Regions from separate parts of the Homo sapiens genome. Here region 2 is linked to region 1. Evidence: read pairs that join two places in POLR2A ChIA-PET (ENCODE). Cell type or tissue: Caco-2. All regions are shown on one strand. Links, peaks and the distances in the headings refer to the core of each region. The heading gives the core; the rest is flanking DNA. Region 1 overlaps LINC01214 (long intergenic non-protein coding RNA 1214). Region 2 overlaps TSC22D2 (TSC22 domain family member 2).

The links. ChIA-PET counts read pairs that join two places held together with the same protein. Peaks named below come from ENCODE experiments on the same cell type or tissue, not always from the same donor. Only the 100,000 strongest peaks of a DNase experiment are listed, where the experiment ranks them.
Region 2: POLR2A ChIA-PET joins it to region 1 with 9 read pairs; 17 of 35 experiments call an interaction of 5 or more read pairs at or near these places.

Annotation. Positions count from the first base shown.
Region 1 is chr3:150,294,626-150,311,310 of GRCh38, forward strand. LINC01214 (long intergenic non-protein coding RNA 1214) reads right to left here. Exons shown (of 4, transcript NR_110186.1): 2 at 1,843-1,979. It overlaps LOC107986141 (a long non-coding RNA gene), which reads left to right and starts at 11,794. Exons shown (of 3, transcript XR_001740958.1): 1 at 11,794-13,774. RefSeq lists an enhancer at 13,146-14,345. In Caco-2, for the core only: a CTCF peak has its summit at 9,357 (motif pointing left); a DNase peak (open chromatin) is centred at 9,326.
Region 2 is chr3:150,409,842-150,426,526 of GRCh38, forward strand. TSC22D2 (TSC22 domain family member 2) reads left to right here. Exons shown (of 3, transcript NM_001303264.2): 1 at 1-1,467. Among named protein-coding and RNA genes, the nearest start is that of TSC22D2, 9.9 kb to the left of the region's middle. RefSeq lists a silencer at 248-527 and an enhancer at 274-1,153. In Caco-2, for the core only: no CTCF peak of the experiment used is centred there; no DNase peak of the experiment used is centred there.

The DNA.
Region 1 (16,685 bases), core at 7,640-11,639:
TGAGTAAAATGGTAAGACCACGTCTCTGTGAAAAATACAAAAATTAGCTGGACTTGGTGGTGGGTGCCTGTAATCCCAGCTACTTGGAGTGTTGAAGCAAGAGGATCGCTTGAGGTTGAAGAGGTTGAAGCTACAGTGAGCAGGGATCACCCACTGCACTCCAGCCTGGGTGACAAAATGAGACCCCGTCTCAAAAAAAAAAAATTCTATTATATTTTTAAGATCTTTTTTATAATGTGATCCTAGAAAATAATCTGGACCTTAAAAGATGTGTTTAAAACATTACTAAACAAAATTTATTTAGTTTCAGAGTAATCTTCTAATGAAGACTCCTGATTCTGTTATTATAACACACAATCAGGGATCTCATCATACAGACTACATTCAGAAATTCCTTGGTAGAAGTTAGAAATGTGCCTGTGAGAGCAAGGATTCTTTATCTACATATAAAATAAAACAAAAGTGGAACCATATTTTTGTCCCCAAACATCCCTTTGATACTACCATTGAGGTTTCACAATTAGGACAGTTTTCTTCCAGCACCCTCACTAAACGACACCCCTCTACTCTCATCTTGCACAATTCCCTTCCTTCCTCTCCAGCAAACATTCCTCTATTTTCCTTTGCCAGGTGAGTCTTATGCTGCTGCACACCCACCCTGAGAGCTGGCTGCCCTTAAGAGGAAGTTCACTTAGAACATCTTGATTAAAATGAAATTTGTGCATTGTTTTCTAGTGTGGCCTGCACACCCTGGAGATGAAAAAATTGATGCTCAAAAAGTGAAATGACTATGACATGGCTTCTTAATATAGCTGCTAGGGATACAATTTCTGATCCCTATTTTAGTATTCCCTTTTCCTGCCTCTCTCTATTCATTTGTCTTTTGCTTCTCTACTCATTCCCTCTGTGACCCTAGCTGAACTCCTAGCTCCAATTTAATCATAATGGTTTCTCCTCAACCCTTTTCTCACAGGACTGCATGAGTTAAGAAGAGAAAGTCCTCCTCTTCCAAACTTTCTTCCTGTAAACCCTTCCTCTGTCATTCCTGTACACAAAATTTAAAAAGGTTAATACTTAGGTATGTTATTTTTAGTGGGTTGTTTAATTAAGAAAGCAATGCTTATAGAATACTTGAAAGATATAATGCATGAAACAACAGTTACCTGTAAATCTACAACCCAAAGATAACCACTGTGAAGACACTGATGTATTTTCTTTCTTATAATTTTCTATATAGAGCTATATGTTTTAGCATTTTGGGGACTGTACTGGAGCTATAGTTTTGCTACCAGATTTGTTTCTCATGTCACTAAAAATTATTGAAGAGCATAAATGTAATCAATGCCTTATAGTTTATCATACACTCTAAAGAATTTTGGACTACTGGCTAATCATTTTTAATTGACTCTGTCTTAATGGTGTGCTGCTGAACTGGCTCTCTTAAAAAAGAGCTCTGACTTACTGTATTTGCCAGATTCCATGGTATAAGTGCTCCTACCATGGCAAATTTCAACAATCGGCCCACAAAAATTCCTAAAAATGTAATCAGTTATTGTAAGCTGGTATGTACCGGTCCCAACAAACCACTGACTATCAAATATTATAAAGGTTACATATTTTGGCTCTCAAGCAGCCTACACCTAACTAGGGCCCTTGATAAACAAGGAAATGACCTTTAAACCCATAGTTACCTCCATTTTCACCATACTGTATTTCATCTAGCTGTGTTCCTAGTTGACAGCCTTCACTTCAGAGTGACTATCTCCAGTAATGACCTTTAGAGTGTATCATAATGGCAGACAACTTGGAATATGCTTAAATAGTTTTCTTTACATTCCTTACCCTGGTTGTTCAAAATCACTTTCCATAGTCTTGTGCTTCCTGCCTTTCATTGCTATTCAATCCTAACGGTTTCCAGATGTTTAACTTCCATTCAATTACAATTACATATGGTTTGAACATGGAAGAGGTCAGTTAATCTGAAATTAAAAAACAAAGTAAAACACTAACGTGTAACTGACTTTGCGGGTAGGCAGGATGAGCTTCCAAGCCATCTCTTCAGTGACTGCTGACAACTTGCTCCTTAAAGAAAAGTCCTAGAACTGTGACATAAAGATCAAACAAATAGCTTTTCTGAAAGTTTTATTACCTAGAATGGGATTCTGTAGGCCACCACCTTCAGAGTAAATGTGTCAAATTTGAATTTATAATATTTCATCCATCATCACATTATAATAACCCTTGGTCTTCTTAGCTAAGTAAAAAGTTAAGTAAAATTTTCAGATTCCATCTAAATTACATCTCTTGTTTCCCCACAAAGCTTAGTGCAGTGCTTACCTGTGGTGACAATTATCAGTACACATTTATTGAGTTAATGAAGACTGACATGGGCATAAAATGTATTGCAATAGAGTAAAGGCTGAATATTATGGGGCTACTGTATCACGAATAAAGCTAAGGAATTGAAAGGACCTGGGTTGAAATCCGAGCTCCTTATTTGCCAGCTGTGTGAACTTGAGTAAGTTATTTAATCTTTCTGAGCTTCCATTTCCTCACCCAAATATTTGCATAACAACATCTTCCTTTGTAGGGTGGTTGTAAGGTGTTTCAGTTATTTCTTGCTATGTAACAAACTACTCAAAACTTAATGCCTTAAAACAGCCATTTATTTTGCTTTTGCTAAATTGTTGATCAGGAATTTGGGAAGGACTCAGCTGGGTAATTTGTCTCTGTTCCACGTGGCATCAGTTGAGTTGGCTGGAGGTGGAAGGTTTGAGATGTATGGCATATTTATATACTTATATGTATTAGCTCCTTGATGCTTCCTGGCCTCTCCCTCTTATCCTCTAAGGGTGGGGGTTGCAGACTTTTCCTGTAAAGGTCCAGATAGTGAATATTTTAGGCTTCAAGGGTCTTATGATGTCTGTCACAGCTATTCAACTCTGCCATTGTAGCATGAAAGCAGCCACAGACAATAAGTAAGCAAATGAGTGTGACAGTTGCAATAAAATTTTATTTAAGTTTCATATACTTTTTACATATCGCAGACTGTTGTTATTCTTTTGGCTGCCCCTCCCTGCCATTCTTAGCTAGAAAGAATGTGATGAGCCAGATTTGGCCCATGGGCTATAGTTTACTGACCCTTATTCTTGGGCCTTTCCATATAGCTTGGGTTTCTCATGACATGGTGGTCCCAGAGTACTCACATTTCTTACACAGTAGCTAGGTCCCCATATCAAATATTCTGTGAGGCAGGAAGTGGAAGCAGGTAAAATCATAAGGCCTGAGTCTTGAAACTGGCATAATGTCACTTCTGCTGTATTCCCTTGATCAAAGCAGTCATAGGGCCCACCCTTATTGGATGGGGTGGAGAAATTGAGGGAGTGGAGATTGGACGGGTTGGAGAAAATCTCTTCTTGATGGGACGTTGGCTAGGTCACATTGCAAAGGAGCATGTGGAAAGGAGAGATTATTGTAGCTACAAATGCAACCTACCACATGAGGATTAGGAATAATATTTATAAAGTACCTGCTTCTCATGATATGCACCCAATGAATGATGACTCATATTGCTATTAATAGTGCCATTATTAACTTTAAGTGGGGAGCAATTGGCACTGAGATTCATATTGACCTTCTTAGAGGAAAAAGGTAGTGAAAAATTAGGCTTTTAAGAAATTCTCACTTGTGTTTCCCTCGTCTGCAGTAATGGGGCCCATAATAGTAACTGTTTTTGAGTTGTTTTAAGAAGTTTATTGAAATAAAATATGAAAAGTGCTCAACTAGAGCACACTTGGCATGAGCGTCAGAACTGTTCATTATTACTATTTTATGTCATGGTTTAGAAATAATGTATTGTTTTTGATTATCATAAGCTTTTCTAGGACTTCCAAAACCTAGAATCTAAAATGCATTGGCTGGGCATGGTGGCTCATGACTGTAATCCCAGCACTTTGGGAGGCCGAGGTGGGTGGATCACCTGAGGTCAGGAGTTCGACACCAGCCTGGCCAACATGGTGAAACCCCATCTCTACTAAAAATACAAAAATTAGCCAGGGGTGGTAGTGGGCACCTGTAATCCCAGCTACTTGGGAGGCTGAGGCAGGAGAATTATTTGAACCCAGGAGGCAGAGGTTGCAGTGAGCCCAAGATCATGCCACTGCTGCACTCTAGCCTGGGTGATAGAGCAAGACTCCATCTCAAAAAAAAAAAAAGCATCAAGATGCCACGTCACAGGATTTAATAACTTCAGAAATTTTATAACTGATACATTCAAGAGAAAAATGTTTTTAAAAATTGGAGCTTGCATTATTAAAAATTACATATATAACAATATAATAGATATAGGTAAATACATCCATTCATGTACACATCGAAGTCAAATTTTGAGGTAAATTTTCCATTGGAGTTACATTTTTAAACAACTAGCCAAATATGATATAATTATATTGACCACTATAGGAGCAATCACATAAGAAGAGAAACACTAAAACAGAAAAGAAACTGATTCAGAATTGTAAATAGGGTGCAAACTGGGGTTTTGTTGATTGATACTGGTTTCAACAGATGAGTTTCTAAAACAAGGCAGCAAATGGATAAAAGGATCAGGACACCAGTGAAAGCTCTAAACAACTGCAAATAAATTAGATTCCTGAGTAATAAATCTTGAATCTTGCTGTTTGATCACCCTTATCAGGCAGAAGCCTGAGAAAATAGAGGAGCTCTCCATCCTGCCCAGAAGGTCAAGGACACACTTGGCATCATCAGCTCCACATTCCTAAGGGGAGGACCCTCCACCGAGAATGCAAAGAATGGCTTCTTGGTCTGGATAAAACCACTGCTTCTGGGGCTGTATTTCCGCTGGCCCATGGCAAGGCAGCATGCAGCAGCTTAAGAATAACACACTTTGATGCTATTCAGCCATTTAACAGAATCTTTGCTGACATGGGAAAACAGCCCCCAATATGTTGTTAAGAGAAAAACAGGCTCAAAGCTGTAAATATAATGTGATACAATTTTTGTCAAGCAACATAAGATACATGAAAAAAACATTATAAGGCTTTGCCAAACATAATGGAAGCCACCCACGTGCGACAGGATTTGGGGTAACTTATTTTCCTGTTTCTTTTGAGTTTTTATTTGTTTTCCAAATTTTCTGCTATATGTGTTATTGCTAAAGTACGTAACAGTTATTTTAAGACATAACTGAAGTAGAAGGAAGGCAACAATAAAGTGATACTGAGAGTAAATAAAACATAATATATTTGTCAGTGCTTAGTAAACAAATCAGTGCCCTACCTCAGCACATAACATTTCAAAGTAACCACAACATGCTATGTTAAATATTTAATTTAAATTTTTATGTGAGGCTGAATTAGGAGGTATTATAAATATTAGGTATTGCTATACTTCATTAGCTAATCAAAATTTATCAAGAAAAATGCACATGAAATTGCTGTTGCCAACATATAGACTCATTTAAAAGTCTTTAAAAGAAATACTGTCATGTTAGAGACCATGACATTATCATGTCTGAATTATGGGGTCTATTCGAAGAGGTTGTGGTGGAATCAGGTGGCAAGGTGGGGGAAGGAAATCCATTCAAATCAACCAATATACAGTAATCTCCTGTTATCTGTGGGGAATATGTTCCAAGACCCTCAGTGGATACCGGAAACTGCAGATATAAATTCTATATGTACCATGTTTTTCATATACATTAATACCTATTATGAAGTTTAATTGATAAATTAGCCACAGTAAGAAATCAACAGTAATGAATAATAATGTAGAACAATTATAACAATATGCCAGCATCTCTACTCTTGCACTTTGAGGTCATTATTAAGAAGCATAAGAGTTACTTGAACACAAGCACTGCAATACCATAACAGTCCATCTGATCACCAACATGGCTACTAAGTGACCCACAGGCAGGTAGCATATCCAGTGTGGATATGGATGCCCTAGACAAAGGGATGATTCATGTCCCATGCAGGGCTGAGTGGAACGGTGAGAGATTTCATCACCACAAAACAATGGGCAATTTAAAATTTATAAATTGTTTATTTCTGGAATTCTCCATTTGATTTTTTTTTGTCCTCAATTGACGACAGGTAACAAACCACAAATAAGGGGGAACTACTGTATGTATTATGCTTTTCGGGGGAAAAAGCCATTGAGGATGGAATTTCTGAGCTTCCCTTAGGTTGTGTTGGCATGACGAAACCGCCCTTCCACAAGGCAGTCGCTACCTCCTTGATTTCTTTATCTCCAGTGCCTAGTGTGTGCTGCAAGGTATTGCCCAGTAAATATCTGTGCCATGAAGAAGGCCAAAGTCTTGCTTACAAGGTGGTGAATGTGCTAAAAGTAATCCCAAGGTCCATATTGGAGAAATACTACTTTGAATTAGAGTCTTGCCAACACAAAGCACACTCGCTTACTATTAAACTGATACGATTATCAGTATGATAAGAAATGATTATCATTTCCTTACACTTACTCTATACTTGCTTACTCACTAACTAGTCATCAGTCACAGGCTGTAAAGTCGGAAGGAAAAACAAACTGCTGCTTCCTGCTGTAAATTCTCTAACTACACTTGTGAAGTCTTTTCGTTTTGTCTCCTTTTACTTTTAGAGAGCCCCCTTTTTATTTTAGTCCAATCAACTAAAATAAGACAGGCTTTTGGTTTAGCCTAGTATTCCCTGAATTTATGGGAAAGAGAATGGCTTTGTGTCTAACTAGATCTGTATGCCAACTTGGGAATATCAGTTCTCAGAAAGCATTATTTCAGTCTCTTCGTATTTGATTTTGTTTGAATCTCCTGTGCTGCCTCACCTATATGGTTACTTAACAAGGGCTGTTCTGAACGCCCAGTTTGGTTGCTGAAGGTGATTGATAAGTGATACACTTTTGTCCTTATGGAGTTTGTCCGTCAAACTGTTTCCACATACTCTGTAAATTGGGAACTTGGCTTGTAAGTTCCAATCCCCATGAATCCTCAAGAACAAGGAACTGACCCTGTTGTTCCTATATTAAAAGCGAATCCAGGAAAGAAGGAAGCCTTCGTGTGCACTTGTCCATTTACCTCATTCCGGATGGAGAAGCACATGCTGATCACTTGGGGTCCCTTCCAACTTTACCAAAATTTGCTGTTTATTCCTTTGTGCATTGTTTCAACAAATAGTTGTTAAGTGCTAACAATGTACAGAGCTATGCAGTAGGTTCTCCAGGGATATACGGTTGTAAAAGACATACCTCTAACCCTCAATAAATTTACATTACATGCCGATTTGCAATCTAGTTAGCTCAGGCAAATTCTCTTCCAAATAAATAATACACATAGGAACAATTCCACCCCAAGCCAGTGGCCTACCTATTTAAAAAATATTAGAAGCTGCCTAATTTCTGTGTGTTTTTTAAAAGATGTATCTGCAGAGTCACATACAGAAACATTCGAATTGTTAATTCCTAATTACGAGTTAAAGTTCCTGCTATTCTTCCTTAGGAGACTAGGTGTTGGGAACCTGAGGTCAGATTTTTAAAAAGGAAGCTTGACCCACATGGATGGTGTAACATGGCTTCACTACAGTAAATAGTAATTCATCAAAGTAACAGGTGAAATGATATAACACAGCTTCTAGGACATTCACAGACATAGGCTTTGTGTTTTTTATCCATACTCAGATTTTCCTTAACCAATTGAACATTCCAGTTCTTTCTTAGCTTCTTAATCCCTTAGCCTACTCTCCATGATATTTCTACTCTTCTGCTTAGTTCTCTGATATTTTTGGCAACACTGACTAATTTCCTTCAGAGACCATTGAAGGCTATTAAATGTCTGTGCCAGAAACTCCTCCAATGCACATGTCATCAAGGCATAGAGAGGTATATTTGCAGTGGACAGCCCCTCCACCCCCTCAAACAAAAGGAGAAAGTCCTCTAACAAACCAAAATATTGGTGGCTGATAATCTCAGCCCAATTTTTTCATCATCTGGGTTTTTTTTTTTTTCCTGTTCTCTTAATTAGATGGAGCCACACACTATGGCATGTTGTAAAAGAGTTTCTGAAGGGCAGAATTTGTGGCAGAGAGAGAGAGTTCCAAACTGGAAGACTCAAGAAATAAACAAAGATACCACAAATGAGAACAGATAAAATGTTCACATTCTAAATCTTTTTTTGAAAGAAAGAAACAATCCTCAGAAGTAAAAATAATTATCATTAGTGGCAAAAAGCAAAACATACACACACAACAGATAAAGGAGATTAGACACTAAAACTGGGAGCAAAAAGGCAGTGGAAATAAGTGCAAAAGTACACATAGAAAATGTTGTAGTAAAGAGAATGAAATAAGAAAGGCATCAGATTGAACCAAAAGAAAGGCAGTGAAAGGAGGATTATAAAAAACTAGAAACAGAAGTCAGAAACAAAAGGGAATTGAAAACTTCAAAATATAGGCACTTAGAAGATGAAAGGATAACTGGAAGAAATGTAAAGACGGGGAGTGGTTCAATGGGGTCTAAAATAATTCTTAATCTCACCTCCCCATCATATATAAAAAGAAAAAATAATATTTTGCATAGAATAATACTTGCAGTGGAAGTTTCAGAGTTACACCTGTTATATGTTTGCATACTCACTGAGCTACTTCTTTCCTTAATTGAAGTTTCACAGAAAAATTATTCCTCCTGAAGAAATCTTTGACAAGAGATTATGGCAGTATCTACCGTTTACATCAGGAAAATTATGCTACTTTTGGGAAAACCAAGGATTCTCTATTTTGGGGGGTGGGGTGGGGAAAAATCTCACCACGGCTGCCTGGAATGAGACAAAAAAATAAATTGCTTTTACTAGGGTTCAGCACATGCTAATCCCACCATCAATTTAGTTAGTCTGTCTTTCTGTAGCAACATTCACTCTGAGGCATCTGCATAGGGTCTTGGTGTCATCAGTGTAACTAGGGTTGGTATTACCAGTTGTTGTCTGGATACGCCCTGTATGTCTGTAAGGTCTGAAGCTAGTGGGACAGGACAAACTCTATAGTTTAGGTTAGGACATCAGAAGAGTACGGAAGGCAATCATTGGCATGCATGGGACACTAAGGGAAATGCTTCTTTAGATAAATGTCTTCCTTCTCTCCCACTCATTTCAACTTCACCCATTCTACACACTAAAACGCAGGGTACTGCTGCAGTTCAAATCTACCCACAAGATGAATAACTGGAATGCATAATCATTGAGTAAAACCAATCATGCCACATTTGGGGACGCTGTAGCCTCAGTTTAAGGTTCATACTCAAAGTTTTGATGATGCCAGCATAGGTCTTGTGACTGCATGGTAAATGGTGGCCTCTGGGGGCAGCAGAATGGCCAGGATGTTAGGCTTCACTAGTTCAAGCTTTAGGTTGTTTTCCACTATGGAAATGGGAGGCTTATGGGAAATCCCTAAGGCTCTGGCCAACAGCAGGGCTTAATAAAATTTGGCTAGTGAAATTAATAAATGAATATATGATTTTTATATCTTCTCCCGAAGCATCAGCTAATTGCAGTCAGCTCCCTCATCTCCTGACCACCCCCAGTCCACTACAGTAGAGTCAGCACATGCAATAATCTAAAGACAGTAATATTTTTACTTGCTACTCCTGCATTTATCACTTTCTCTTACCATTTGATAAAATCATTCTATATGAAGTATGAGGGACTTATGTGTGTCCTTCATGTATCTTTTTTTAAAGCAGTTTTAAGTTCATAGGAATATTCAGCAAAAGATACAGAGCGTTCTCATATGCCCCCCACACATGAACAGCCTCCCCGACTATCAAAATCCTGCACCACGGTGGCACATTTGTTATAATCAATGAACCTCCATTGGCACATCATTACTACCCAAAGTCTACCATTTACACTAGGGTTCACTCTTGGTACTGTACAGTCTATGGGTTTTAACAAGTGTATAATGGTATGTATACACTGCTATAGCATCATACAGAATAATCTCACTGCCTTAAAAACCCTCTGTGCTCTGCCTATTCATCACTTCCTCCTCCTAACCCCTGGCAACCACTGATCATTTTACCGTCTCCATCATTTTGCCTTTTCAAACAAGTGACATAGATGGAATCGTACAATATGTAGACTTTTCAGATTGGCTTCCTTCACTTAATAATATGCACTAATGTTCCTCCATGTCTTTTCATGGCTTGATAGCTCATTTCCTTTTAGTACTGAATACTATTTCATTGCCTGGATGTACCACAGTTAAATTTTCTGTTTGCCTACTGAAGGACATCTTGGTGGCTTCCAAGTTTGGGCAATTATAAATAAAACCTGTATAAATTTTAACTTCTTTGGGTAAATACCAAGGGGTGCAATTCCTAGATCTATGGTAAAAATGTTTGGTTCTGTAAGAAACTGCCAGACTGTCCAAAGCAGCTGTATCATTTTGCATTCCCAGCAGCAATGCATGAGAGTTCCTGTTGTTCCACATCCTTTCCAGCATTTGGTGTTGTCAGTGTTCTGGATTTTGGCTGTTGTGATAGGTGTGTAATAGTGTTGTTGTTTTTATTTGCAATTCCCTAGTGACATATGATGTTGAGCATTTTCTCATATGCTTATTTTCCATCTGTACCTCTTCCTCGGTGAGGTGTCTGTCCATGTCTTTTACCCATTTTTTTATTCATATTGTTTTCTTATTGTTGAGTTTTAAGAGTTCTTTGTATATTTTGGATAACTGTTATAGATTTTTCTCAGATATGTCTTTTGCAAATATTTTCTCCCAGACTGTGTCTTGTCTTATCATCCTCTTGATCTTCATGTATCTTCAAATGGGAGCAACAGAAGAGACTGCTTAATCCAAAGCAGGGTTTCTAAACCTCAGTCTGCACTATGGGCACTTTGGGCTCGATAATTTCTTTGTTGTGGGGGACTGTTCTGGGCATCGTAGCATGTTTAGCAGCATCCCTGTTCTCTATCCATTAGATGCCAGGGACAGCCCCCCTCCCAGTTGTGACAATGAAAAATATTATTAGGCAAATATCCCCTGGTGGCAAAATTATCCCTGGTTGACAATTTCTAATCCAAAGGAATGAATCTGTAATGGTGAAATTTAAGACATCAGTAAGGAAAGGGAGGTGCAGAAATATTTTGGCTCAACATCCTTTCCAGTCTACCAGCAATTGCAATGGTAGATTTGAAATAATCTGAGCCCGTTAGGTATGGTGATTATGCATTCTAATTTGTCTAGTATGTATTTACACCTATAGTCCTGGCAAAATTATTCATTGTGCCTTCTTTTTCTCTCAATTTTTCATTTATGATCTCAGTTTAGATCATAAATGAAAAGTCCATCTGGAACCTCTAAGAACTGTAATTTGAATTTGTGCTCCCTTTCATGGTCCTCTGGACTGGGGTGTCTGAGATAGTAAGCAGTTGATGGGTGTAGCCACAGATCTGGTCATTCGTATGCTTTATATTCATGTGCAGTTCCGTGGAGCAATGGAGAATCAGAAACTTCCAGAAAGTCTTGGCTGTATATTTTACATGGCACTAGAGTAAAAGACAAAAGAAAGAAGAGTGCATCAAAGCATTTTGTGTGTGTCTGATTTAATGAGTACTCATCAATGCCTAGATTCTGATTTCCTTCCTTGTGTATGAGCAGCAAATTCACCATGGTGTAACTCTACACAGTGTGAAGGAACAATTACTGTGTGATTTTAGCAGCTGTTGAAATCTGTAACATTAGACTATGTACATTTTTCTCCCGTTTATATCAGAATATAACATAGGTCAGAGGCAGGACAGGAATAAAGCAAGTGGCTCAAAAAGTTCTTGTGTATTAATTTCAGGTATATTTATTTGCAGGAATTGCCCTCTTTTAATTTTTATTTTTGGAGTGCAAAAATCAGACAATAACATTACAAAATGCTCTTAAACATTAGCACTTTTTTCGTAAATAACTGAGAGCTATTATTATTGCTAAACTCAGGATTGCTACTATAGCCAAACATAAACCCTGACTTTTTGACAGCCAAAGCAAAGAATAAAATAAGAATGAAAAACTAGTCACTCATCTGTGTTTATGATATTAAAGTTAAAGGAAGCCTGTTAGTTAATCAGGAGGGCACATTTCTGTTTTTCTAGCTTGAGTAATCTAACATTACTTTAACAAAGGCTTATTTACTAGACGGGACATTAAAAGGAAAAATGAGCAGTATCTTTAAAAGTAGTTTTACAAAAATTGCAGAAATATCTTCCTGTAGATACAGTAAATTCTTATATTGTTCCCAATAAGCACCAAGAGCAGTGTGCAAAAGCCTAGTGATCACAGGTAATGGGACCGAGTAGTGACTACGTCCAGCACTACAATAAGTGCTTTGCCTGCTTTGACTCATTTGATATTTACAAATAACTTATGATGTAAAGGTAGGATTCAAATGCAGGAAGTATGCTCTGGAGCCCATGTCTTGGGCATTGCTACTAGATGCTAAGGTGACCTATGGAATTCAAATGCGTCACTTCCTGGTGCTGGGACTTGCTGCAGGGTCAGAAATTATTGATGCTAGAGAAGTAAATTGTTAGCACACACTACAGATTCTTTTTCTAGATTCTAGAATTTCGATGCTCTCAAATACTTTTGTGAGAGTAGGCGCTAGCTGAAAATTCAAGGGTAAACTTTCTGGTATTCACCTAAATTGCGTGTTTAATTGGATTTTCAATTTAGAGTCAGAAGGCATTGGTTCTGACTTTGGAAGACTTCTAGAGGCTCTTGAAGAGGGGCGTGTGTGTCAAGAAGGCTGTTTGGACATCACACAGCTCTTATGAAAGAGGGCTTTCCTAAATTAAGTGTAAATGAGGTAGAAACATAAGGATTACATTTCTTTTGAAAGCAAGGATTTAAAAAAGCAGAACAATTAGTGCGGGAAGGGATATATGCTACCCCATATGACTGGGTCATGTCCCACTCCCGAGACAAAGTCTATTTGAGTTCTCTTTTAGCTGTGGCAGAGGGAAGGCCTGCCAGGCTAAGTGAAATTCCAGGACACAAAGCTGATGAAAGTAGCAAAAGAGAATCATGAGCAATAAAATGAAATTGTAAAAATTTGGTAGGAAGCCTTAAGTGTCGTTAGATATCTACCTGCTATGAATGGAGTAAAGCTATATAAATTGTGGGTGTGGGAACAGCCCTCTGGTTTCTGGCTGTTTTGGTGGTTGAATGCCAACTCTGAGAAAAGCAGGCTAAGGTGGAAAGGGCAACTCTCCTCCTTAAATATCCCAAATCCTCTTCCTTTGCTGTAGCACATGGAAAAATGTTCACATTATGCTGAACTACTTTTCTGTTTATCCTCCAAATTAGCTGTGAATTCTTTCCTTCCAACTTTAAGTCTTCCTAGGCCTCTCAGTTCCGCTTGTCTTCTTGGATTAGATTCTCTTCAAGGCCAGGACCCCTGGAATCTTAGCTTTATTTCCGAGGTAATTTCTGCCGGAAGGCAAAGTTTGGCACGTCAGCTTTTAATATACGCTGTGGCAGTTGGTGGAGGCAGGGAGGAGGGAAAGGGAGAGGAAGAAGAACACAATTCTGCTAGCCTTGGAAATTCAACTGGAACTTATGTTAGTTACATTTTTGAAACTTATTTATTATCCAGACATATGACAAACTCCAGTGAAGCACTAAGACTTCATACAGTAAACTTTGGAAGACGACCAAAACTCAAAAAACCCTCTTCAGCAGCAGGGACTCCAGAATGTTCCCCTGAGACTTTGAGGCTTTTTCAGGTAGGTGGTAATTGAAGAACATAAAGAGGGTCAATATGGGATGTGAGCACTGGAGTTCTCTCTCGTGTTCCTAGAGCCTCAGAATGTAGACTTGGGCTGGTAGAGGAACGGCAGTGGCGAGAGCCTGGCGAAGGCTTGGCAAGGACATGAGACTCCCAAGGAGACCTTGAATTCCTAAACAATGAATGGTCTGAGGTTAAAGATAGGATTTATAAGGGAAAGAAATGGAGCGCTAAATCAGGCTTGTCAAAGCTGAGTCCCACCCAGGGGCAGCACCCAGGTTGCATCTCAGCTGTCATCAAAGTAGGATCTAATCAGTGGGGCAAGGTCAGCAAGGATTTGGTGAGGAGGACGTGGAAGCCTCCCGTGGATTGCATTCAGGCCGGCATACTCACCAAGGCAGATGACGTGCATGAGATCTTGGTGACATTTGCTCAGGTGAAAAGTGCAGGGTGTGGTGTTATCTACGCTTTGTTTGGCTGGGCAGTCATAATTCTTCCGACATTACAGGAGCTTGAGTGTCAGATAGCTTGGTTAGGAAAGCTAGGGGATGCAGCTGCCCTGTGTTTGGGAATGTCTTTAAGGGTCATTCTAACTGCTATTGAAATATAGGACCGGGAAAATGTTCATTTGTACCCATTGTACAGTCAGTTAAGCATCAGAAACAGGATTATTCTGAGTAAAAATTAAAGCCTCATGACTAACCTATGGTAGATCTCTGATGACTAAATTTTTTTCCCTTCCATTATTTAGAGAAGTTTTTTGTTTGTTTACATATATTAAATTAACTTTTGGGGGGGGGTGTACAATTGTGAACGTCTTAAATGCATAGTCATGTAACCATCACCACAATTAAGACACAGAACAATTCTCTCACCCCATGTCCCTGATGCTTCCCCTTTGGAGTCAAATTCTTCACCCACCCCCAACCCCTGGCAACTCCATCCTATAGTTTTATCTCCTCCAGAATGTCATATAAATTTAATTTTATATTATGTAACCTTTTGAATCTGGCTTCTTTCACTTAGCATAATACATCTGAAAATAATCAATATTGTTGTACATACTGTTGAGTCCTTCCTTATTGAATAGTATTCCATTGTATGAATGGATCATGGTTTGCTTATCCATCCACCCATTGAAGGCCATCTTAATAGTTTTCAGTTGTTGGCAATTATGAATAATGTTGCTATAAACATTTGGATACAGATGTTTGTGTGAACTTGAATTCTCATTTCTCTAGGGTAAGCACCTAGGAGTATAACTGCTGAGTCATCTGATTTGTGTATGTTTAATTTCGTAGGAAATTGCCAAACTGTTTTTCAGAGTGCCTGTACCATTTTGCATTCCTACCAGCATTCCATACATTCCCAATGTATGAAAACCCAGTTGCTCCATATCCTTGTCAGCACTTGAAAATGTCAATTTTGTTTTTATTTTTAGCCATTTTAATAAGCGTGTAGTAGTATCTCATTGTGGTTTTAACTTACATTTCCCTAGTGACTAATATACTCCAGTACTGTTTCATGTACTAATTTGCTGTCCGTATATCATTTTTTTGTGAAGCATATGTTTAAATATTTTGCTCAGTTGTATTGGGTTGTTTGTTTCCTTTTTTTTTTTTTTTTTTTTTTTTGGGACAGGGTCTTGTCACCTAGGTTGGAGTGCAGCGGTGTGATCTCAGCTCACTGCAACCTCTGCCTCCCAGGTTCATTCTCATGCTTCAGCCTCCCGAGTAGCTGGGATTACAGGCCACAGTGCCCAGCTAATTTTTGTATTTTTAGTAGAGACAGGGTTTCACCATGTTGTCCAGGCTCATCTCGAGCTCCTGGCCTCAAGTGATTCGCCTGTCTCAGCCCCACAAAGTGCCGGGATTACAGGCATGAGCCACCGTACTTGGCCATTTTTTGTTGTTGTTGTTGTTGTTGAATTTTAAGAATTCTCTATATATCCTGGATACAAGCTCTTTATGAATATATGATTTCTGAAAATGTTGTCTTAGTCTGTAGCTTGTCTTTTCATTCTCTTTAGAGTGTCTTTTACAGAGCAAAGTTTTTAATTTTCATGAAGACCAGTATATCCATTTTTTCTTTTGTGGATCATGCTTTTGGTGTTTTATCTACGAACTCTTTGCCTAGCCCAAGTTCATGAATATTTTCTCCTATGTTTTCTTCTAAAAGTTGTATAGTTTTACTTTCTACATTTTGATCTGTGACCCATTTTGAGTTAAAACATTTTTTCAAACTTTTTGATGGTTACTTGTTAATTGAAACCACCATGCCCATTTACGTTTGGTCCTTGGTGTATAAACTTAGAGCTACAAGATATTTTTATCAGAGGTATATCCAGCATTTGACGTTCTTTAATCAATCAACAAATATTTATTAGCCATGGCATTTCACTTTCATTACTACATTCTGAGCACTTTAGAACAATCCTGGTTGGACGTCCTGTACTCCCAGCTCACATCCCTGGATTTCATAGTCCTCACAATTATTTCCATGGAACCAAAGTTACTTTCATTAGCTCCTACTGACAGATATATAGTCAAGGAGTTTGGAGTCCAAAGAGGGGAGTAAACTGTCTTGTATCTATTCCCAGGAAAATTCAACTGATTTTCCTCCTCGACAAAAAAAGACTTCATGTACACAAGCAAAGTGAAGAACAAAATGAAAATAATTGGTTGGATAATTGAAACTTCAAAAGTTCTGCCAATCCTCTTCATCTTGACTTCATGGATATTAGAGTTTTACATAGAGCTGAAAGCAGCTTAGAGGTCACCTTGTCTTAGTCCTTCATTCGACCACTTAATCAAGTCAACAAATATTATTATTGAGACCTCCTGTGAACCAGAGGCTTAGTATATGCCAGATGAGAAAATCAAAGTTCAGCAAAATGAGGGCAGCTGCCC
Region 2 (16,685 bases), core at 7,328-11,327, 110 kb after region 1:
GATCAAGCTGGACCACGGGAGCGGAGAGCCCTATAGACGCGGCCGATGGACGTGTATGGAATACTATGAGAGGGATTCAGACAGCAGCGTCCTGACTAGATCCGGGGATTGCATTAGACACAGCAGTACTTTTGACCAGACTGCGGAGCGGGACAGCGGCCTGGGCGCCACCGGAGGGTCGGTGGTGGTAGTAGTGGCCTCCATGCAGGGGGCGCACGGGCCCGAGTCGGGAACTGACAGCTCCTTGACTGCTGTGTCACAGCTACCCCCGTCGGAGAAAATGAGCCAGCCCACTCCGGCCCAGCCGCAGAGTTTTAGCGTTGGGCAGCCACAGCCGCCGCCGCCACCCGTAGGTGGGGCTGTGGCTCAAAGCTCGGCTCCGCTGCCGCCGTTCCCGGGAGCCGCGACCGGGCCGCAGCCAATGATGGCAGCCGCGCAGCCCAGCCAGCCCCAGGGAGCGGGGCCCGGGGGACAGACTCTGCCGCCGACGAATGTAACCCTGGCGCAGCCGGCTATGTCCCTGCCTCCGCAGCCGGGCCCTGCAGTGGGCGCCCCCGCGGCGCAGCAGCCCCAGCAGTTCGCGTATCCTCAGCCTCAGATACCGCCCGGACATTTGCTGCCCGTCCAGCCCTCCGGCCAGAGTGAGTACCTGCAGCAGCACGTGGCCGGCCTGCAGCCGCCAAGCCCCGCGCAGCCCTCGTCCACCGGCGCCGCAGCGAGCCCCGCCACGGCGGCCACCCTTCCCGTGGGCACCGGCCAGAATGCTTCCTCGGTGGGCGCGCAGCTCATGGGCGCGTCTTCCCAGCCCAGCGAAGCCATGGCCCCCCGGACGGGACCAGCGCAAGGCGGGCAGGTCGCGCCTTGTCAGCCGACTGGAGTGCCCCCGGCTACTGTGGGAGGCGTGGTGCAGCCGTGCCTCGGTCCTGCCGGGGCTGGGCAGCCCCAGTCCGTGCCTCCGCCGCAGATGGGTGGCAGTGGTCCGCTGTCAGCCGTACCTGGTGGCCCTCACGCCGTGGTGCCCGGAGTTCCAAACGTGCCTGCAGCCGTGCCCGCTCCAAGCGTGCCTAGTGTGTCTACCACTTCTGTTACTATGCCAAATGTACCCGCGCCTCTGGCCCAGTCGCAACAGCTGAGCAGCCATACGCCAGTCAGCAGGAGCAGCAGCATAATCCAGCATGTTGGGCTGCCCTTAGCGCCAGGCACACACAGCGCACCAACAAGTCTACCACAGTCTGACCTAAGCCAGTTTCAAACTCAGACCCAGCCTTTAGTCGGGCAAGTCGACGATACTAGAAGAAAATCAGAACCCCTACCTCAACCACCACTTTCTCTCATTGCTGAAAATAAGCCTGTTGTGAAGCCGCCTGTTGCAGATTCCCTGGCAAACCCCCTTCAGTTAACACCTATGAACAGTCTGGCCACCTCTGTATTCAGCATAGCTATTCCTGTTGATGGTGATGAAGACAGGTATGGAAATCTCTATTTTAAATATTTGATAGAAATGCTTGGCCAACATTGTAGCTTAGGATGCAACTTTGGGAGATTGTTGTCAACGGAGGCCCTTAGCATTTTTAAATACAAAATTTAGTTTTTGGTAAAATTGATTTAGATTGCTGATGCTGATGTCAAAGGGTGTAATGAGCGAATTGGTCTTGTCACCGTTGTTTAAAAGCACTAAAATGGGTAGGGATGCAACATTGTTTACTCAAAAAAAGGTGAATTTAAGCTTAATGCTTACCATTTAATGGTGGTAGCTAGTGTGTTATGCTCCCATAGAATTGTCCTTTTCTTACATATCAATCACACTTGAACACGTAAGGCAGAGAGATTTGTCAGTGTGAGTTTTGAGGCTGAGACATAATAATACTACAAGTTTTCCTTTCTGGAAAACCAGAAGGTCCTCTAGTGAAAAAAAAAATCTATGTAAGGAATCTTCTCCAGTGTATCTGGAAAGGCTGGAGACATAATGGTGAAATGTCAAATCCGGCTTTGAAGATCATACTTAGTTCAGCCTTTTGATTAAAGGAGGTACAAGGTCACGAGTCTTCCCAGGGACTTCTCTAAGATACTATTTTTTTGTTGTTAAGCAAAAAATGTACTGGAAAGATATTCTTACTTTCCATCAGTCTATTTATTATAGGAAAGGGAGGTTGAGATCGATCCTTTAACTGTAGTGAAAGCTATAGTTCTTGAAATTAAGAGTAATTTTATAATAAAAGTGTAAATGTTAATAATTGGCTCCCTGTATTTAGGGATGCTTTTTTTAATGGCCTAAATAAGAATTAGTGTATTGCTACACCAGTGCCACAACAGCTGATGTTTGGTTATGGTTTAGTGAGGATTTTTGTGGTTTTGAGGAGATGTCACATGTAAATTTGACATACATATTGCAAAATTTTAAAAGCTGACTTGTTGCAATGTTTTAAAATTATATTTAAAAATTATAGAAAAAGTTTCAGGAATTTCACAGTTAGACATTTCTTTGCTGGGGTTTTTGTTTAGCGAGAGGCTAATTTTAGGTGTTTTTAAAAGATACAAACTAATATTATGGATTTCCAGAATAATTAGTATGTGGAAGAATACAATGACATGTATGTTAAAGCTTTCTCTTCCTATGGTTTCTTCTGAGTTCCTTCACATTTCTTAACCTCCCATTTCTAATTAGCCTTGTATTTTTGTTATATACTTCTGTTGGTTTGAAAAATACTCACTGACTGAAATTCATTCATCTTCTCTGCTTTTTGTAATTTAAAGTTCATCTTTTTTTGTAGGTGACTTGCTTATGGGGAGTCTTTCTTCACTTGAGAACGCTTAGAGAATACCACGTGTCCATAAGTGAGCTCAGCTAGCTAGTCATTGAGAAATTTTGTGTGTGTGGGACTACTAAGTAAACTGACTCCACAAGCCACTCAGAAAAATCCCTCTACTTTTATAGTTGCTCCCATTGTCACACACAGGGACACACCTGTAACACAGATTGAGTTTATTTTTTCACCTTTGGTAATAATCAACAGGCATCTTCACTTTTCTAGCTGCCACAAGCCAATTTTTTCCTGATAAGTTGGCAAATAACCTTTTGCTTTCCTCTGTTCCTGTATACTGCCCATATCTCTTCAAGAAATGATGACTGGTTTCCTGAGCTACCCCGCTTTCTATACACACACACACCCCTCCACCCGAGAATGCAGATTACATTTTCCCTTCTGTGCACACCTCTCTCAGTTTACAGCATCCATACTTAGATTCCTCAGAACTTTAGTACGATGATAAGGCATGAAGCAGAGACTTCTGTTGATAGATGGAAACTGAAATGTATTCTTTAGGGTATGACATCAAAAATGCATTTATTTTTTCCTCTTACTGTATTAAGAGTTGGTAATCTGAAAACTCTGATTTCCAAATTTGTGAATGGTTGAACTACAGATACTACTGTATCAGTGTTCTTACCAATTGCAACAGTTAATTCAGTGCAGGGGTTTTGATGTATGTACAGTCCTATTTTAAACATGACACTTCCCTCCCTTGCCCCAATCATTTAAAATCTACATTGCTTACCAATGTTCATTTCTGATTTTTGTTACAGTCTTTCATTGGTTTTTAACTTGACATGCTAGTTTCCAAGATGTAATCTTACACATTTGACTGTTTTGTCACTGGTCCAACATACCTGGTGAAGGAATAAATCCATTAGGTAGAAATAGTTGGGTTTTTTGTTTTGTGTTTTTTTTTTTTAATAGAAAGCTTTGGTTAAAAAAAAAAAAAAGAACAGGGTATTTTAAAATTTTGTGTTTGAAATTAAATAACAGTTTTCCAGGCATATGTTTAAATTACTGAGATGAGTACTTTTGAGGAGACTACTATCTTAACTGAAAATTTTAATTTTAATGTGATTTTGGGTTGCCGCCTTAAAATCTGCATGTTTTCAAATTTGAAATAAAACCAACTGGAGTGAGAGGTCTTGACTAATTGTGATTTAAACTTTGCAAGTAGTTTGACAAATTTCAGATCCTAAGGAAATATTTGTAAATAAGATATATGCTTTTTTTAAAAAAAAATTAGGACTTTAGTAAACAGTCTATTTCTTTGAGAAAAGAAAGGAAAATGGGAAATTAACAAAAAGATTGAGGTGGTTTAGGTTGATACATTGAAAACTCTTATCTTGAGATTTTGGTTCCATTACCTAATGCAAAGTTCTATATTGGCTTAATTTTGAGATCATTTATAATTAAAGAACCGGGCCTTATAGTAATACATCTTAATATTATCACACCTTTAAAAGGCTGATGGTTGTATATGCAAAAAGTTCTCAATTAGCATTGCCTATTGACTCTACATTATTAATTACCATAAAGTTTATCTTTCTGGCCATTTTCATTAGAAAGGTTTATGGTCAGTTGTTGAGACTCTTCAGATTGATTTTGTGTAAACTCGTGGATGTGATGGTTGAAAATACAGTCCTTAAATATGTAGCTACTTTTATAGTGAACTTTACAAAACTTGTTTAAACTACGTACACACTTAACAGTCTCCTGTAAATGAGAGGAGGTGCAAAATATTACTGGCCCTTTTGGAAAAGGAACACAGTACAGATCACTTTCCATAGATAGCCAACCAATGTGAACTCTGTAGGCCGCATTCCAGGAACTCTTATGAATGGCTGCAATTGTGAGCTGTCATCTGTGGCCAAAAGACTGTTGAAAACCTGATTCTAAGGATCCTTTGGTGGCAGATATTTCTATGTCTTGTTAATGGTTTTATTTGTGTGGTTTGCTAATGATCACTGATAAAATATTATACATTGTGAATGTTAAGTGGTGTGTCCTGGTATGTGCCATAAATACACATTTTGTTTGTACATTTATATATATTTTAAACCAAATTCTGCTGCTTTTTTTACTTGAAGTTTAAGTGAGAGGATTAAGTAAATGTATACCAGGAGGCAGAACTGTCTCAGTCTTCGACCTCTGTTGTATGAAAGTCTCACTGAATTGAAGTCTCTAAAGATGGAAATTTCTTACTTGAATCTCTGTTTCTTGGAAGCTGACATTTATCTGTTAAATTGTGAAGGTAATTTTGCTCTTGTAGGTTTACAGTTGATGTCTGAATCACATACTAGATACTATCCTATGCCTATCTACACGTTTAAGAGTGTTCTTACTGAGGAGTTAGTAGTAAAAATGTAAATTCGTATATATGTGTCATTATTGTTTAGCATAAAAACTGATACTGATGTATTCATCAGGGATTACTGATGGATACCACATGGATTACTAAAACATACTTTATTCATAAACGTGGCTTGAAATAAAAGAAATGACAGATTTCCAAAAAGGCTTACGATTTTCCAAACTACCCGAAATTCCTAAACCATGAGCTATATCTGTAGGAGTGTGGCCTTTTATATTCACAGTGACACATACTGTATAAAATTTTATGTGCACTAAATCATATAGGCCAAACATTGGTAAATTTTTTTAGAAAACATGATGGCTTATATGTGTGTGAATAATACAGATTTCCAGCTGACTATTTTAGTAACACTTGTTTTTTCTTTTTAGGAGATCACAACCCCTGAACTAAATCACCTTTATGAGAAGTCATTTTATATAGGACTGGTGGTAGGGGTATATATGTCCTCTACTTCCTGAGAATAAATATAATGCCAATTCATTTGTTATTTAAGAATCCTGGGCCAGGAGCGGTAGCTCATGCCTTGTAATCCTGGCACTTTGAGAGACCAAGGTCAGAGGATTGCTTGATGCCAGGAGTTGGAGACCAGCCTGGGCAACATAGCGAGGCTTTGTCTCTACAAAACATTTAAAAATTAGCCAGGTCTGGAGGCCAACACCTATAGTCTTAGCTACTTGGGGAGGCTGTAGGAGGAGGATTGCTTGAGCCCAGGAGCTGGAGGCTACAGTGAGCTATATTATAATATTGCACTGAAGCCTGGGCCACACAGCAAGGACCTGTCTGTAAAAAGAAAAAAAATAATTCTGATAGCACTAATTTGGAAATAGTGAAATATGGTACTGGATCTATGAATCTGGTACTTCCTAATTAGGAATGGGAGTCTATCTTTCTCTGCACCAGAAAAGATCAGAAGCAGTTATGAACAAATAGCAGCCCCACCAATCAAGTAGTAGAGAAACCCAAATAAATCTGTTTCCTAATAAAGGAATGGTAGTTAGGAAAGTATAAAAGGAATCTGACCTTCCTTTCCTAAAATGGCAGGAGTTGGGGAAGGGGAAGTGTAGAATGATAGCAGATAATCAAAATGGAAGAAAGTACAGTGGAGTGGCATGAAATATAGTCTCAAAAGAAATAGGAACACTTGTGAATACTGAGGAATGGTGTTCTAATTCTTTCTTTGAAGAATTGTTTTAGTCCAGTGTGTATTTCCTTTTCTGAAGATTCTGTTTATTTCTTAATTGCATTACTCGTTAAATACTTAAAGTATGAGGAAGGAGAGGCCTTACAAAAGCAGGTCTGTCTGGTTAAACATAGCCTGAATGATATTCCGTAAGTAATTCCTTAAATTGGAAAAGCAGATTTTTGGTAAGAAATATTAATCATATTTAAGGAGTATGTGTAGCAAAACTCCTAAATTAGAATAAATTATTTAAGTGTATGGTTTTTCTTTATACTAAACCAGTGGGCTTGTGATTTGAGGCTACTGTTTTCGATGGTATTGTATTGAGTCCACAGAGAATATGTATACCTGAATCATTGGTATAATGTCTTTCCCACAGCAATTCTTGAACATATCAAATTACTCGATATTTGTTATATTCTTAATCTGGCATTGCTTAGGGCAAAAACTGGGTGTCCCTCATAAAAAGGTAGGAACAGTAGCCAGTTTGCACCATTCCTATACATTATTCCATGACTTTAGGAAGTATACTTTGAGGTATACTCTTCAGATTTGGTTTAATAATATTAAAGGTATATTGATGGATTGTTTCCTGTATGAAAGTATTGCATGATTTCTGCTCTTAAATCAGGTGAATTAAATTTCATCTGGATTGCTTATCTCAAATTTAAAGCCTCAAATCAGACTTAAATAATTAGTATTTAGTATTTAGTTTGATTCCTTTGTACCCAAGCTAATTTTTGTTTAAAAAGAAAAAGTGCTTCCATCCTTTTAAGTAGTACATTTATTTGTGATGTTAGTGAAAGTTCTGCAGGTAACTGAGTTAATTTTATTAGTGTTTGCCTGGGACATATACCTATTATTAGGGTAGGCAGGACAAATAAGTAAAGTCTAAATGTTAAATTACTTAAAGCTTCTTTTCCCATAAGCCTTTCCTAAAATTTGTCTAAAGAATATTGCTTTGTAGAAGATGGAGTTTGTGATTAATGTGTCAATTATTGTAAATAATGATGGCATAGTTTTAAATGTTAGTTTTAGGCTGTTCATCTTATTACACAAGTATATAATTTAATCTGAATAAAGGATTCCCAAAGGTAAGTGTAAAGCCTCTAGTTTCTAAAGTAGAGTTAGTATTTAGTTTTTATCAAGTGGTTTTATATGTTAAAGCAAAACAAATCTTTGCTTGGCATACCGTCTACCTAGTCTTTGAAGACAAAACAAAGGAGGGAGGAGCTGTTTTGATCAAATAAAACCAATAGCGTGTTTAATTATGTGTTAACATATGTGAATGACCATTACAGAGACAGTAGAGTCAGACATACCCGGGCTAAAATCTAACTGCTACATTTGACTTTGAGCTAGTTGGTGTAGATGCCTTGTTTCCTCTTATGAAAAATGGGGATTGTACCTACCTGGGAGAGTTTTAAGGAATTAAATGATGTGTGCAAGTAATTTGAACAGTCTGTAACATAATATATGTGGCAAACGTGTATCACAGAAATGTTAATATTTCAGTGTCCAAACTGCTCTCCCAGATCACCCCTTTACATGTTATAAATCATACCAAGAATCTTCCATTTTAATATGAAAGCGTAATTGTATGGTATGGATGTAGTCAGAAAAAAGGAGATGATGTTTTAGTCTAGACGAGTCATGATGTTGTAAGAAGTATAGGGAATTGTGTTCCAGTCCTGGCTCTTCTATCATTTAGCTGGTTTCTTTGGTCAAGTCATTTCACTTGTCTGTTTTTCTTTTTTGAGACTTTGTCAAATTTTAAGATTCCTTCTAGCCTTATGTATATGAGACCATACATTCAAGTGTGCTTCATGAGAGAACTGCAAACTTAAACTTTCTTCTTTTTACCCCTTTCCTGCCACTTGACTATTGTGTGGCAATAAATGAAGTTTGTAAATACTCATTAAGTAGGTTGATTGCCCAAGAAAACATTTAAAACAGCTTATCAGTCATTCAGCTTTCATGATGCTCTGTGAGTAGTGAGCACTGGAATACAAATATGAGACTATGCTGCCCTCCTAGATCTCAGGCATTTTCATCATCATGAAAATGATGATCAGATGTATACTTTGACATACATTGGAGGTGGTGATGGAGTAATATAAGGTGCTAATGGGAACAATTTGAGACATCAGATCAGATTGGGATTGGGAGGGTAGTAGACTGACTTCTATTTAAAAATTATTCTCTGCATAGGTATTTATATAGTTCAAAACTCAAAATATATAAAAGAGTAAAATCGAAAGCCTCTCTGCTACCTCTGTCCTCCAGCCACCCTGTTTGTCCTTAGAAGTAACCCATTATTACTTGTACATTCTTTTGAGGCTAACTCTTGAACTAAATCTTAAAATGGTCATTCAGATTAAGTCACTAAGAAGAGAAGGGGATAGTTTTCCAAGCAGAGGTAAAAGGCAGTTTGTATAATGATGTGAAAGAGTGAGAATCTATCATTTGGAAAATGGTATTGTTAATTTGACAAGAACCAGAGTGAAGGACTTTAAATGTCATGGTAAGAAATTTCGATTTTTATAGTAAGTTGCTGTTAAAGGTATTTCTGGAAGCTTTTATTGTTAAAATAATATATATCTTGAAACGATTTCAGTATCCTTTTAGTGATTATTGCATTTTAAATTATAATCTTATGATAAAGCTGTGTTAAGGGAATACCTTCAGAGCGCTGAGTCCCAAAAATCAGAATTCTTACCTAATGAAATGTGCTAAATATTTTGGTACCCCTGGCTCTAAGTTTAAGTATTCTGTTTCCCTCAATATTACCTTGATAATGTCAGAACATTTGGTACATGTTGAGATACTCTACCAAAATTTGATTTATAGGTAGCATAATTTGGAAACTAACCTTATATTAAACACAAAGCAAGCTTACTTGTGTCAGGTCCTATGTATATAGACTTTCATTTGATCTTTCCAACAATTTGTAAGAAAGTGGTTTCTTCCCTTCCCCCTTTCTTATGGATTAAGGAAACTGAGACTCTTAAAATTTGAGTCACCTAGGTATTGGGTGACAAAGCCTAGACTCATATTCAGACCTTTAACCTAAAGCCAGTGCTTTTGAATATTCCCAGAGTTAGAAGTTTGTTTTATTACTTGGCACACAATAAGTTAGGAAGAAGGAAGAACTACCATAGCCACTGATTTGTTGTATTGTAACCCTTTACCTAAAGGATTTTTTTAATCATTTAAATTCCCCAGATAATAATACTGGAGATGGTGCTTGTTGATGTTCTTCATATTGTATGTCCCTGGTTTCTATTTAGAGATCTCTGAAGTCGAATTTTGGCATAGATTAAGAGAAAGAGGTGTTTGTTGAGTGCTCAAGTACCTTATGCTTTAAGCTTTGACAATTTTTGTAGCTTAGTTTTGAGGTATGGAATGTTTGTTTTTTTCTCCCTGTTGTACTTAGTTACCCTACAAAGATAGTGTCTTGCAAAAACAGGTAGACATGCCACATGCTTTGAGTCATTTTCTGATGTAGTATTTTCACATACTTGGAAATTAATGTGATGGACTATTGAGTATATAAAGTCAGAGAGAAAAGAATGTATTTTGTTCAGTGATGTTAAAGAATATTTACAAATAGGAAAACAGCATTTTTGTTTAGGTGGCTGAAGTACAGTGTAAACCACATCTCAGTCTTCCTAGAATTGCTTCGTTGGCTCTATATTTAGAATGGTAGTTTATATTAATATCAAATAAACTGTTAAAAAGCTGGTTTCAAATTTTATTTCTTGAGTGGAAGAGAATTTGTGACCACAGCTGCATAAAAAGTCAGTATTTCCTTCTAATAAAATTTTTAATTTCAGTTGCCTCTTCATGCTTTCAGGTTTCATGGACTGTAACCTTGAAATGATCCCATTAACAGCCTTTTCCTTGGGCTCTTAATCTCCTCAATTTTATGCCATTCCAAAATAGAAGTCTCTCTGATGATCAAGCCTTTCAATCTTTACAGATGGCTCTTTTCCCTTCTACTTCCTTGATCAGTGATTTCACAGACTTGACTCCTTTAATCTGTTAGTCAGTGTTTGGAGACTAATTATTGTTGCTGTTTGCTACAAACCCCTCAGTTTATGGATAACATCCCAGTTATAGTATCCCAGAAACAAAATTTCATAGCTTATAAGACTATCTAAATTTTTACCCTTAAAATCTAGACTGTTTAAAGTTTTATGTAGTACATAGATTGTGTAACTGTGTACTATAGAAAACCATGTACTGTGGCTTCTTCACTTTGAATGTATGTAGAAAGAGTGATTGTTAATTGTTAGCTTTTGCAAATTAAGTGTATTCTAATATGTGCTGAAAACTTTAGGTCCATTTATACAGTATTTTATTTCACAGGTTCTTTCCACATCCCAGTATTTACTACTAACTACAAATATGTTCGTTTTTCACCTTTACATTTGACTTAAGAGATATTGCACTATTCTGTAAAACTGCTGGAATTTTATAACAAGTCATATGACTTCATTTGGAACCAATTTACCTGGAATATGAATTTGATTCAAATTAAATATTTGTATTTCCAAAGTCAGAGGATCTAAAGGTCTTTTAAAGATGCCAGGTGTGGTGGCTCATGCCTGTAATCCCAGCACTTTGGGAGGCCGAGGCGGGCAGATCACCTGAGGTCAGGAGTTTGAGGCCAGCCTGGCCAACGTGGTGAAACCCCATCTCTACTAAAAATACCAAAAATTAGCTGCGCGTGGTGGTGGGAGCCTGTAATCCCCGCTACTCGGGAGGCTGAGGCGGGAGGATCATTTGAACCCAGGAGGCAGAGGTTGCAGTGAGCCGCGATTGTGCCATTGCACTCCAGCCTGAGCGACAAGAGTGAAACTCTGTCTCCAAAAAATAAATAAATAATAAAGTTCTTTTAAAGAATATCATCCTTATAAATATATTGTGAGTACTCTTTAATGAATTTTGAATTGTAGACTTGCAGAATAACTTCCAAGATACTCTTTCTTATTCTTTTGTATATACTACCTTCCTCTTTGAGTCACTCCATTTAAACTGGAGGTCTCCAAACAGACCTTTGAGGATAGCAAACTAGTTCCCATATGTTCCTGGGCAAGCCTGTTTTTTTATAAAACAAAAACAACAACCAAAAAAAAAACCAGATTGAATGTTCAATTGGTTCAGTTAGTTTTCATTTGATTTGGCAGACTGACTTCTAAGTACAGCGAAAAAAGTGGCCTGACAAATACATCTTAAGAGGATGTAAGCCGTTAAATAAACAGTAGGTAGAAGCCTCTTAAGCTTTTCTTGTTATTAGCAGGTCTAATCAGTGCCTTTGATTGCCTTAGACCTAGTTAGGAGAAAAGTGGAAAAAGGATTAAAAGAATAGAAAGGAGTTGAAGTAGGGCAAGCAATGAGAAATACACGTATTAGTCTCCTAATTAATCAAACAGTTACTTTGGTGATTCTCTGGCATCTTGGAAGTCTTTTTTTTTTATTGTACTAATAATTCTGCACAGACTTTAAGGCTCTTAATAGGACCCCAGAATTGCCATGTTGTATCTAAACCTCATTTTGTAGATTAAAATAATGCTATTGATGATTCACTGTATGCCAGGAACTTTACATTTAGTCTCAGTTCTTTAGCCTGCAAAGCTAGGTAGTAATGTAACCAGTTAACAGATAAAGAGACAGACTTTTAAAGAGGTCAAACTTTAACACTGCTATGTGTTTAGTGTAGTGGTTTAAGAGCATAAACTCTGGAACTAGATTGCCACCTACTAGCTCAGTGATGTAAGGCAAGTTACTTCTATCTGACCCAGTTTTCTCCTCTATGAGATGGGAGTAATAATGGTGCCTACCTCTTAGGGCTGTTGTCAGAATTTAGTTAATGAGTGTAAAGCACTTAGAATAGTGTGTGGTACCTAATAAACACATTCTTAACTGCTGCTGTTCTGCTACAGCATGGGCTAAGAATTTTAAAAGTTATGTGGCAAAGTTTTTTTGGCTTCCAGATGTACAGGTTGAAGGTGGGGGAGACTATGGAAGTTGCTGAGGAGGAGGGAACAGGTTTGTCAAAAGTTTAAATCCCCGTGGAACCAGTCCCTAGATTTGAGGTGAATCATACTTACTGGGAGATAGTCCAGAAGAGCCCATCAGTTAAGAGTCTATGGTGAAAGCCCTAGGGAATGGTAGAAATGAAAGATAATTATGATAAATAGGCTTTTACCCCTAAAGTAACATTGTACCAATGCTAGAATCAGAAAGCTGCCAAACAATTGCAGCGCCATTTTTTGCCCTAGACGAGGAAAAAACACATATAAATAAATGGATTTTGAAGGTGGAAATGTGTCAAGTCCAACCCAGGAAAGAATTCTTCATTGTTAATCAAACCTTTGCTACTTTTAACAGAGCCTAAGAAAAGTTTTTATATTGTGAAGATATAGCTTAACTTAGTTTATATGAATACCTAAGAACAGCCTTGTTAAACTGCTAAACAAGATAGATATTTGTAAAGGCATTTGATATAGAAGAGTGTTGATTAGGCTATGAATTTGTCACATTTATATGCACGCACACAAAATTGGATGCTACTTAGTATTTAGTTTCATCTGCCTTACCTCTTTATTTTATAACTGTGATCCTGAATTATTGTTGAAGTCTGCTGGATTTTGTCCAGTTTTTAATTTCTTCTAAAGTGTTGTTTTAAGCAAACTTATGTGGTTTTAAAATCTTTTTATTATTAAAAGTTACACTGTATTAGAAATCTAAAATCTTCCATCTTCTTTTGAAAAGTAGTGATTATACTGTACGTTCTCAACCTCATTTCCATTTGATTCTCGGATCTCACAGGAATCCTTCAACTGCTTTCTACCAAGCGTTCCATTTGAACACGTTAAAGGAATCAAAGAGCCTCTGGGATAGGTATGAATACTTACATATGGAATGCATACATGCAAAACTGTATGCATGAATTGCTTTGCACTGTACTGGTTTCTCATTAAAACTGATCTTTGTTATTTTAGGGGGGAAATCACATGGTATCTAGCATGGGACAAAGCAGCAAAATAAACCAAAAGGACAATCTCTATTTTATATAGAAAATAAACATACTTTTCTGCATCCTGTGTACTTTAAGTATATCTATATTTTTGAAGGGTTCATACTGTGTTGAATTTTTCTTATGAAATAGTCACTTCCCCAGTGTATTTTAATGCAAATGCATATTCTATAAAATAAACTATATTTTAATTTTTGTGCTATTTTATGTTTTTTTTCTGTAAAAGCCATAGTGATTCAAAGCAAAATGTTATTTCAAATTATGAAATTGGAGGAGGAACAAGACCAAGGTATCAAAGTAATCATTGTTTAATTTTTGGCAAGAAACTTTAACTTCAAGTTTGTTTGCTAGAATTCACTAGGTCTGCATTACTGATTTGTAAGCCCCTAAAACAGTTTGCTTTCTTACAGAAATGTTGTATAGATTTTACTGTTAACTTTTAAAAATACAGAATGAAGTCTTGGAGTTCTTTTATGGCAAAAGATACTTTGGTTTATCTTTCTGCTTAACACACATTTTAAGTAGTGTATGCTCTGTTCAATCGTTTTGCTGAATATTTATTAGCATTCCATCACTTTGTGTTTAATTAATAGAAGTTGAGTTCAAACAATGTTTTTAAAATTCACACAAAGCTCGTTAGATTCTTTTAACTCTGCCTGGCAACGCATTTGTGTCTTCTGGCATAGTTTTGGATAACACTCATGAACTCAACTCCATCTCTTTCATTAGAAAAGAGTATTGCTAAGTGCATGTACATGTCATATTAAGACATGATACACATTGCCTAGAAATGCTAAAACAGTCTTAATTCTTCGGCTTGATTTGCTTGTGTGTGTCACTCTAGGGAAATTTTCTAACAGTATCTTTTTGATGGTGTGTTCCAGAAATCTTTTTAAATAGTTACTTTTAGAACAGGAAGTTTTAAAATTTGTAGTACCATGTTTATAAAATAAATTTTTAAATAGTTCTGTAGCCATTTAAATTAATACATAAATGTAAATTGTGAGATGAGATAAACATGAAGGTTTAATCTTTCAAATAGTTTTCCAAATGTAGCCAGAATGTGAGTACTTTGGGGTATGCTTTATAGTTTCTCTTAGAAAAAGGAAAAATAGCACTCTGTTTAGAAATGTAATAAGAGTAGCTTTCAAAAGTATGATGATTTATTTCAAATAGCTAACTTTGAGCTGTCATGATGTTGATGTGAATGATATATATTATTTTTATCAGTGTAGGAAGGTTTGAGCTATATTTTTGATAATTTGAATATGATATTGAAAGGTTTATTTTGTTTCATAATAAAACCACCATAGAAGTTGCCTGTACATCATTTGTTGTTACAGCTAAATACTCCTTATATGTTTTCTTTTTTTAGATACCTGAAACTTTTAAGGTATCAGAAATGAGGCAAGTTGCGTATCTATGGTTTCTCATGGGTTGAAAATATTTATTTTCTCTCCTCCTTGGAGCCTGTTGTTCAGAGCCAAAGAAGTTAGTGGATATTTGTCTGTAGTGTGTTAATGCCAAAATATAATAAAATCAAAATATAATCAGATCAGCCATTCTTCACTGTAAGTTGGCCTCGTTGGTACTAAGGTGACAAGGCCAACCCAATGGAAACTGACTAGTGGCTTTCTTTTAACTTTTCAACTAGCTTATTAAATTTTCCATTGAGAGGAGCAATCATGGCTAACTTTATTAGTTTTAATAGTCTACACTTTCAGTTGGCAACTATCTACAGAATTACTGATAGGTATATCAGCTAATAAAGTATCATGAGACCGTTTATTCCAAATGGGTTGAAGATTTGTGTGTGTTAAGCTTTAAAAAATATTAAATATAACTTCTGACCTTGATTGTTCTGGAAATCACCAAATCACATTGTTCATTTTTACTATTATAAATTTAGGATTTTTTTTTTATTTTACTACTAATTTGGCAAATAGGTATTTGGCAGGGGTGATTCTCCTATTAAAGAGAGACATAGACTGGGCGCAGTGGCTCCCGCCTGTAATCCCAGCACTTTGGGAGGCTGAGGCAAGTGGATCACCTGAGGTCAGAAGTTCGAGACCAGCCTGGTCAACATGGTGAAACCCCATCTCTACTAAAAATACAAAAATTAGCTGGGTATGGTGGCACATGCCAGCTACTCGGGAGGCCAAGGCAGGAGAATTGCTTAAACCTGGGAAGCGGAGGTTGCAGTGAGCTGAGATTGCGCTATTGCACTCCAACCTGGGTGACAAGAGCGAAACTCCATCTCAAAAAGAAAAAGATATTTGGAAGTTTAAGGGACTGCAAGTCCCTAACGTTATCTTCTACATTATCTATTTATTTTGAGGCATAAATTTGTCTCGCTATTACTAGATAACAGATTTTAGGCTCCTATTTATGAAATGTTGGAAATCATTTTCAGTAGGGGCAGCTTTTAAGTGCCCATTTTCAGTAGACCTACCCTAAATAGCTGAATATCCCTAGTTTGATTTTGTCTAACTAGAAAGACAAGAATCTCCTTTTTTCCTCAGGAATCTTTCAGTTTAGCAGAATATCTTTTAATCAAAATGTAAGTAACTAATATACCTTTCTCATATTGACTTAAAGTTCTCTAATGGCCCCTTTGTTTCCTTCCATATTTAAATTAGAATTGGCAAATTAATAGACTTTTCACCAAGCAGCCTGCCTCTGCCTATATTTAGATATTTCTCCTTCCATTTATATCCAGTGCTTTACTCAGTTATTGTACTAAAATTGAAGCTACCCTCAAGTCTTCCTTTCCCTTTTTCTGTAGGTGCCATCATGGTTTCTGTCTTCTCTGTTTGCCATTTGCAGAGCCCTCAGGGAATCAATCAGCTGAACCATCTTCAAATGTAGGGACAGTAGATACTGATAACGCAAAAATAATCCAACCCTTTCTGCAGTAGCCCAAACTGTTTTGAGTTGACTCTTTATTAAAATAAATACTATAACTTACATAGTTAGCTTTCTGGGAGATTATCTTACTATGGAGGAGTTAATTTTTCCTGAGATCCTAAGCCTACTGGCATTTGAGAATAGTAACTTTAAAATTTGACTTCCTATTTTCTAAAGAACAGTTTTCCAAAGTTAATACTTGGCATTGCTTTGTTAAATTGGCAGAATTAGTTTAGAAACCTATCCTGATGATCACTGGGGAGCGGCAAGCAGGTTCTCATTGGGAGTCCTTTGTTTACAAAAGCTCAGCGTAAGGGTTTATAGCAAACAATTTTACCCTCTTCTAAATACCAGGTCACTAAA